Linked DNA regions of Homo sapiens: region 2 is linked to region 1. The links are chromatin loops, found by intact Hi-C in ENCODE. Cell type or tissue: mammary epithelial cell. All regions are shown on one strand. Each heading gives the region's core, and the rest is flanking DNA. Links, peaks and the distances in the headings are about the cores only. Region 1 has its middle 6.9 kb from the start of AFAP1L1. Region 2 has its middle 16 kb from the start of ABLIM3.

Evidence for each region. Peaks named below come from ENCODE experiments on the same cell type or tissue, not always from the same donor. Only the 100,000 strongest peaks of a DNase experiment are listed, where the experiment ranks them.
Region 2: it touches region 1 in a loop (6-fold over the local background); 17 of 110 quality-filtered maps call a loop at or near these places.

What each region holds. Positions count from the first base shown.
Region 1 is chr5:149,263,464-149,266,382 of GRCh38, forward strand. No RefSeq gene overlaps it. Among named protein-coding and RNA genes, the nearest start is that of AFAP1L1, 6.9 kb to the right of the region's middle. In mammary epithelial cell, for the core only: CTCF peaks have their summits at 1,435 and 2,308 (motif pointing right); a DNase peak (open chromatin) is centred at 1,418.
Region 2 is chr5:149,123,864-149,126,782 of GRCh38, forward strand. No RefSeq gene overlaps it. Among named protein-coding and RNA genes, the nearest start is that of ABLIM3, 16 kb to the right of the region's middle. In mammary epithelial cell, for the core only: a CTCF peak has its summit at 1,599 (motif pointing right); DNase peaks (open chromatin) are centred at 1,668 and 1,918; H3K4me3 peaks cover 501 bases; H3K27ac peaks cover 368 bases.

The DNA.
Region 1 (2,919 bases), core at 276-2,775:
CAATTGACATGTATCTGATGTTTCTATTTTAATGCCAGTGAAAAGCACAGGTTTGTAGGACTGTTTATATGGGGTTTTTTGCTTGTTTGGTTGGTTTAGCTTGTTTTGTTTAGTTTTGTTTTTTAAGAGACAGGGTCTTGCTGTGTTGCCCAGACTGGAGTCCTGTGGTGTGATCATAGTTCACTGTAACCTCAAACTCCTAGATTCAAGCAATTTTCCTGCCTTAGCCTCCCGAATAGATGGGACTACAGGCATGTGCCACCATGTTCAGCTAATTTTTATTTTTAATTTTTTGTAGAGATGAGGGGGGGTCTCACTATGTTGCCCAAACTGGTCTCGAACTCCTGGCCTCAAATGATCCTCCCACCTCATCCTCCCAAAGTGCTGGGATTACAGGCATAAGCCACCACACCCATCCTGGTTATATGTTTTTATTACAAATTCATATAAATTCATAACTCTCCAAATATGTTGGTCTGTGTAATATCTAAACATATATCACATTTTCACCAATTGTCTGAATTCCACACTTTTGGAAATGCTGTTCTACCTGATGGAAAAGGGAGGAGAGAAGGTATTTGTATTCCCTGTACATCTTCATGATAGCTGGTCTTCGGGGAGCCCAAGAGAAACCATCTGAAAACGCTGCAGAGAGAAGATAACCCAAAATTCTTTGACAACAAACAGGGCTTGCTGAACCACAGCTCGCCTGACAGCCAAGACTCTCATATACCAGTGGTATCCTGCTGGGGCATCATATAGACAGGGGGTCCCTGGACCTCACTAAGGTTTTCAGTGGATACAGCCTCTCATATTCCCCGCTGCTGAGGGTTGTAAATCCTTTGCCTCCAGGTATGCTGCCATGAGCTCCAGCAGGGACAGTACAGCGTCATGGGTAAGGGCACATGGTTAGACGCATCCTCCCTCAGGGCAGTCTCAGCCTTGCCATTTGCTAGTTGAACGGTGTCCTCACCCTCCCATTTCATATTTGGAATCCCTAACCCCCTAGTACCTCTGAATGTGACTCTACTTAGACATAGGGCTTTTAAAGAGGTGACTAAGTTAAGATGAGGCTGTTAGGGTAGGGCCTGATCCAATCTGACTGGTGTCTTCATAAGAAGATTTGGACACGTGGTGACAGCCAGGGAGCCCATGCAGGGAGGGACGGCCACGTGAAGAGACAGCAAAGGGGTAGCCATCCACAAGCCATGGAGACAGGCCTCAGAGGAAACCAGCTCTGCTGGCAGAAATTCTGTTGTGGCAGCCCTAGCAAACGAATGAAATGACATATGCAAAATAGAGGTCGCGGCATTTAGTTGATAAAGTGGTGTGCTGCAGGTGCGCGCCTGGCTGCAGGGGAGGCGTGCGTTTCACTGCTCAACACCTCCCTTGGGCTTAGAGCCTGTGGTTTACCTAGAGTATGGGGGCCTCTCTGGGCCACTGCTGGAACTGCAGGGAGAGAGGCTGCCTTTCTCACCTGGAATCTCCAGGTGTAAGGAATTCAGGCTTTGCAGCTGTGTGGCCTTCTCTGCCACAGATTGGAACAGACGGCCTGAAGATGAAGACTAAACAGAGGAGGGCAGAGCCGGGAGATGGAGAGAAAAGAGCGACTGCTCAGTTTGCCTTCCTGGATCCAAGCTTGGCTTCAAACCAGCTTCGCCCCTTCAGCTACTCAGCTACCCTTTGAGCTTTTTCATTAAAGCTGGTTGGAGTTGTGATTCTATCACTTGCAACCAAAGAAGTTGTGACAGATACCCTGGCTCCCAGAGTGAATGAATATTGGCAGCGGAATCCCGAATGTGTTCCTTTGCTGTCTGTGTGAGGGAGAATGACCACAATTTAAACAGTGCAGGCATGTGCTCCGATCAAAGCGCGCAGTGTGACATGAATCACTAGGGAACACATAGGAAGGGTAAAAGCTTGCCTCAGTCTGTCACTGAAAAGTGTTTGTAGGGCCCAGACCTAGAGCCTTCTGGTTTTCCAAAACCTCCTTATGGATACAGAATTCCTTGTCATACAAAAGAAGCGTGACTGCCTCCCTAAGGCACAGGGTCTTGCCCACCTGGATCAGGACAAATTGTCCATCTGGCCCTAGCAATCTGTCATTGTAACAAAATAATGGGACTATGTAACGTTTTTAAATGTGCATACAAAACACCACTCCTTTGCAGACTCCGTGGGTAGCAGCATTTGGAGGCCTGGTAGTCCTCCCATCCGGGAGCACTGGGAGCTCCTTCAGGGAAGGAGGAACCTGGCAGAATCAGTTGCATTTCCAGGGGTTGGATTTATATAAAACTCCCTGCAGGGGGCAGCCTGGGTATGTGGCCACGGTTTCAGCATCCCTTAATATTTTTCCATAAACATCTGACGAATTCTTCAGAGGAAACCCACACTGATTACATAATAACCAACACTTCTGACCATGGCTCAGACACTGTGCTAAGCACCTTACAGATCTCATTTAACCCCCTGGTACTACTTTCATCCTTATTTTACAGATGAGGAAATTGGGCCCTTGATAAATAACTCATCCAGTGTTTCACAGCTGTATGTGGCAGAGCCTGCACTTGATCTTAGAGATGCCTCACCCAAAGCCCGTGCACTCGGCTATATCATACAAAATCTCCTCCCTGAATATACTGCCAGCTGGCATTTGAAGAAAACGTACCATGTGCTGGCATGGCATCAGCCACTCCACACTCTACATGCACAGTTACACTGAAGCATCACAACTGCTGTGTGGGGAAGATGTTTGTAGCCCCAATTTTTAGATGAGGAATCTGAGGTTCAGAGCGGTTGAAGATCGTGCCTGGACTGTGCAGGGGCGGGGCTGGGTAACACTCAGATCCACCTTGTCCTAAAGTCATGCTCTTCACCACTGTGTCCCACACACTGAACAGAGTGGCTCAGGTGACCTCA
Region 2 (2,919 bases), core at 270-2,769, 140 kb before region 1:
CCACACCAAAACCCCATCTGTAAGTCACCAACATCAAAGACCAAAGGCAGATAAAACCATAAAGATGGGGAGAAACCAGAGCAGAAAAGCTGAAAATTCTAAAAACCAGAGCGCCTCTTCTTCTCCAAAGGATCACAGCTCCTCACCAGCAATGGAACAAAGCTGGACGGAGAATGACTTTGACAAATTGACAGAAGTAGGCTTCAGAAGGCCGGTAATAGCAAACTTTTCTGATCTAAAGGAGGATGTTTGAACCCATCGCAAGGAAGCTAAAAACCTTGAAAAAAGATTAGATGAATGGCTAACTAGAATAAACAGTGTAGAATAGACCTTAAATGACCTGATGGAGCCAAAAACCATGGCACGAGAACTACGTGATGCATGCACAAGCTTCAGTAGCTGATTCGATCAAGTGAAAGAAAAGGTATCAGTGATTGAAGATCAAATTAATGAAATAAAGTGAGAAGAGAAGTTTACAGGAAAGAGAGTAAAAAGAAACAAACAAAGCCTCCAAAAAATATGGGACTATGTTAAAAGACCAAATCTACGTCCTTACAGTCTATATATCCGACAAAAGACTGATATCTAGGATCTATAAAGAACTCAAACAAATTAGCAAGAAAAACAAACAATCCCAACAAAAAGTGGGTTAAGAATATGAATAGACAATTCTCAAAAGAAGATACACAAATGGCCAACAAACATATGAAAAAATGCTCAACATCACAAATGATCAGGGAAATGCAAATCAAAACCATAATGTGATACCACCTTACTCTGCAAGAATGACCATAATCAAAAAATCAAAAAATAATACATGTTGGCATGGATGCGATGAAAAGGGAACACTTCTACACTGCTGGTGGGAATGTAAGCTAGTAAAACCACTATGGATAACAGACTGGAGATTCCTTAAAGAGCTACATTTTTATTAGTTCAAAGAGATATGTGATCACTGAGAAGGGACAACTGGGCAAAGGCTTAAGAACATGAGAGAAAAAGACCACCACGGACCTCAGGAGAAAAGCATGCTAGGGAAATAGGAGAGCAGTGCAAAGACACAGAGGCGGGAGTATGCCCAGCATGTTGGAGGAAGGCCAGGGTAGAGAGTGCTGATTGAACAGAGTGAGCTGGGGTGAGTGGATTGATCCAAGTTATACAGGAAACAGAGGGTACCTTTTAAAAAAGAGTAATCATCATGCCTGTAATCCCAGCACTTTGGAAGGCCGAGGCGGGCGGATCACTTAAGGTCAGGAGTTCAAGACCAGCCTGGCCAACATGGTGAAACCCCGTCTCTACTACAAATACAAAAATTAGCCGGGCAGGATGGTGCACACCTGTAATACCAGCTACTTGGGAGGCTGAGGCAGGAGAATCACTTGAACCTAGGGGGCAGAGGTTGCAGTGACCGGAGATCGTGCCACTGCACTCGAACCTGGGCAAGAGAGTGAGACTCCATCTCAAAAAAAAAAAAAAAAGGAGTAATCAAAGAGCAAGAGAGAGAGAGACTATTTGCAAAGCTCTGGGCAAAGTTAAGGTAAATCAGCAAGGTCAGGCACCTGCGAGTTGGCAATAGCTAAATGCCTTCAGCACAAGTAGGCCAGAAGGGGCCAGGAGAGAGCAAGATTACTGGAACCTGGAGAGAGCTGGCTGACAGAGAGGGCTGCGGACAGGGATGCATCTCTACCGGTAAAGGAACACAGCCACGGCTTGCCAGGGAAGGGACTAGAGAAGCAAATATCCCGACCTTTCTCAGCAACCATCTCCCCATCCCATACCAGTGCCTGCCGTCGGGTGATCTAACTGCAAGCAAAAGGCAGCAGGGAATGTTTGAAGATTTCTGTGGCCAGTCTCCTAGGAATGTGAGCACTGTGAGGAAAGCTGGAACATGGATCTGGAGGGACAAACGGAGAACGTCCGGGACAGGAAGAGTAGTGGGAAACGAGTCAGAGAGAGAGGTATGTGGTTTGTAAAACCTGTTTGGCTGCGTTCAGAGCCCAGCTTTTACTCTAAGTGAAATGTGCTCCACAGCAGGATCTTGAGCAGAGATTGATAGGACTCGACTTATATTTTACAAAGAACACTCTGGCCACTCCAGGGAAAGCGACTGTGGGTGAGGGAAGAGCAGGAGTGGAGTCTATTGGCCCTGACTTGGCCCACAATGGTAGCAGTGGTCATGAGAAGTATTCTGATTCTGGCTACATCCAGGTAGATCAGCAGGATTTCTGGATGGATTAGATAGAAGGTTGTGAGAGATACAGAAACATCAAGGCAAATTCCAAATGTTTTGGCCTGAATACCTGGAAAGATGGAGTTGTCTTTAACTGAGATGGGAAAGCCTGCAGATGGAGATGACTTAGTGCAGTGGGTTGGTGGGGTGTGGACATATTAAGTTTGGGTCTATTCAGTACTTGATACTGAAGATACCAAATAGACAGTTAGATGCACTAACTTGGAATTCATAAGAATGATAGGGATTTAAAATATAAATGTGGGTATCATTAACAGAGAAATATATTGGAAATATGAGAAGGAATATGTCACTTCCAAATGGGAAAAACAAAGAAAGCTTCATGGAGGAGGTGACATGTAATTTGCATTTTAAAGGGTGGAGTTTTTGACAGCAGAAACAACTGAGGAGAATATTCCAAATGGAAGAGAAACCACTAGTAAAAGTGCTAGAATAGGAAATTGGAGGAATGTTTCAGGGAGGTCAGTAGAGTTGGGAGGAGCTGTAAGCTTGGTGTCAGAAGTCAGACATGGAAATAGAACCAGAACATGGGCCTGTCTTCCAGTTCATTCAAGCATTTGTCATTTATTCCGCATGCATTTACTGACCACTTACTTGGTCTAGGGGCTATGCCCCTTTCTGAACATTAATAATAAAAGCATTTATTGGACACAAATTATGCACTCCAT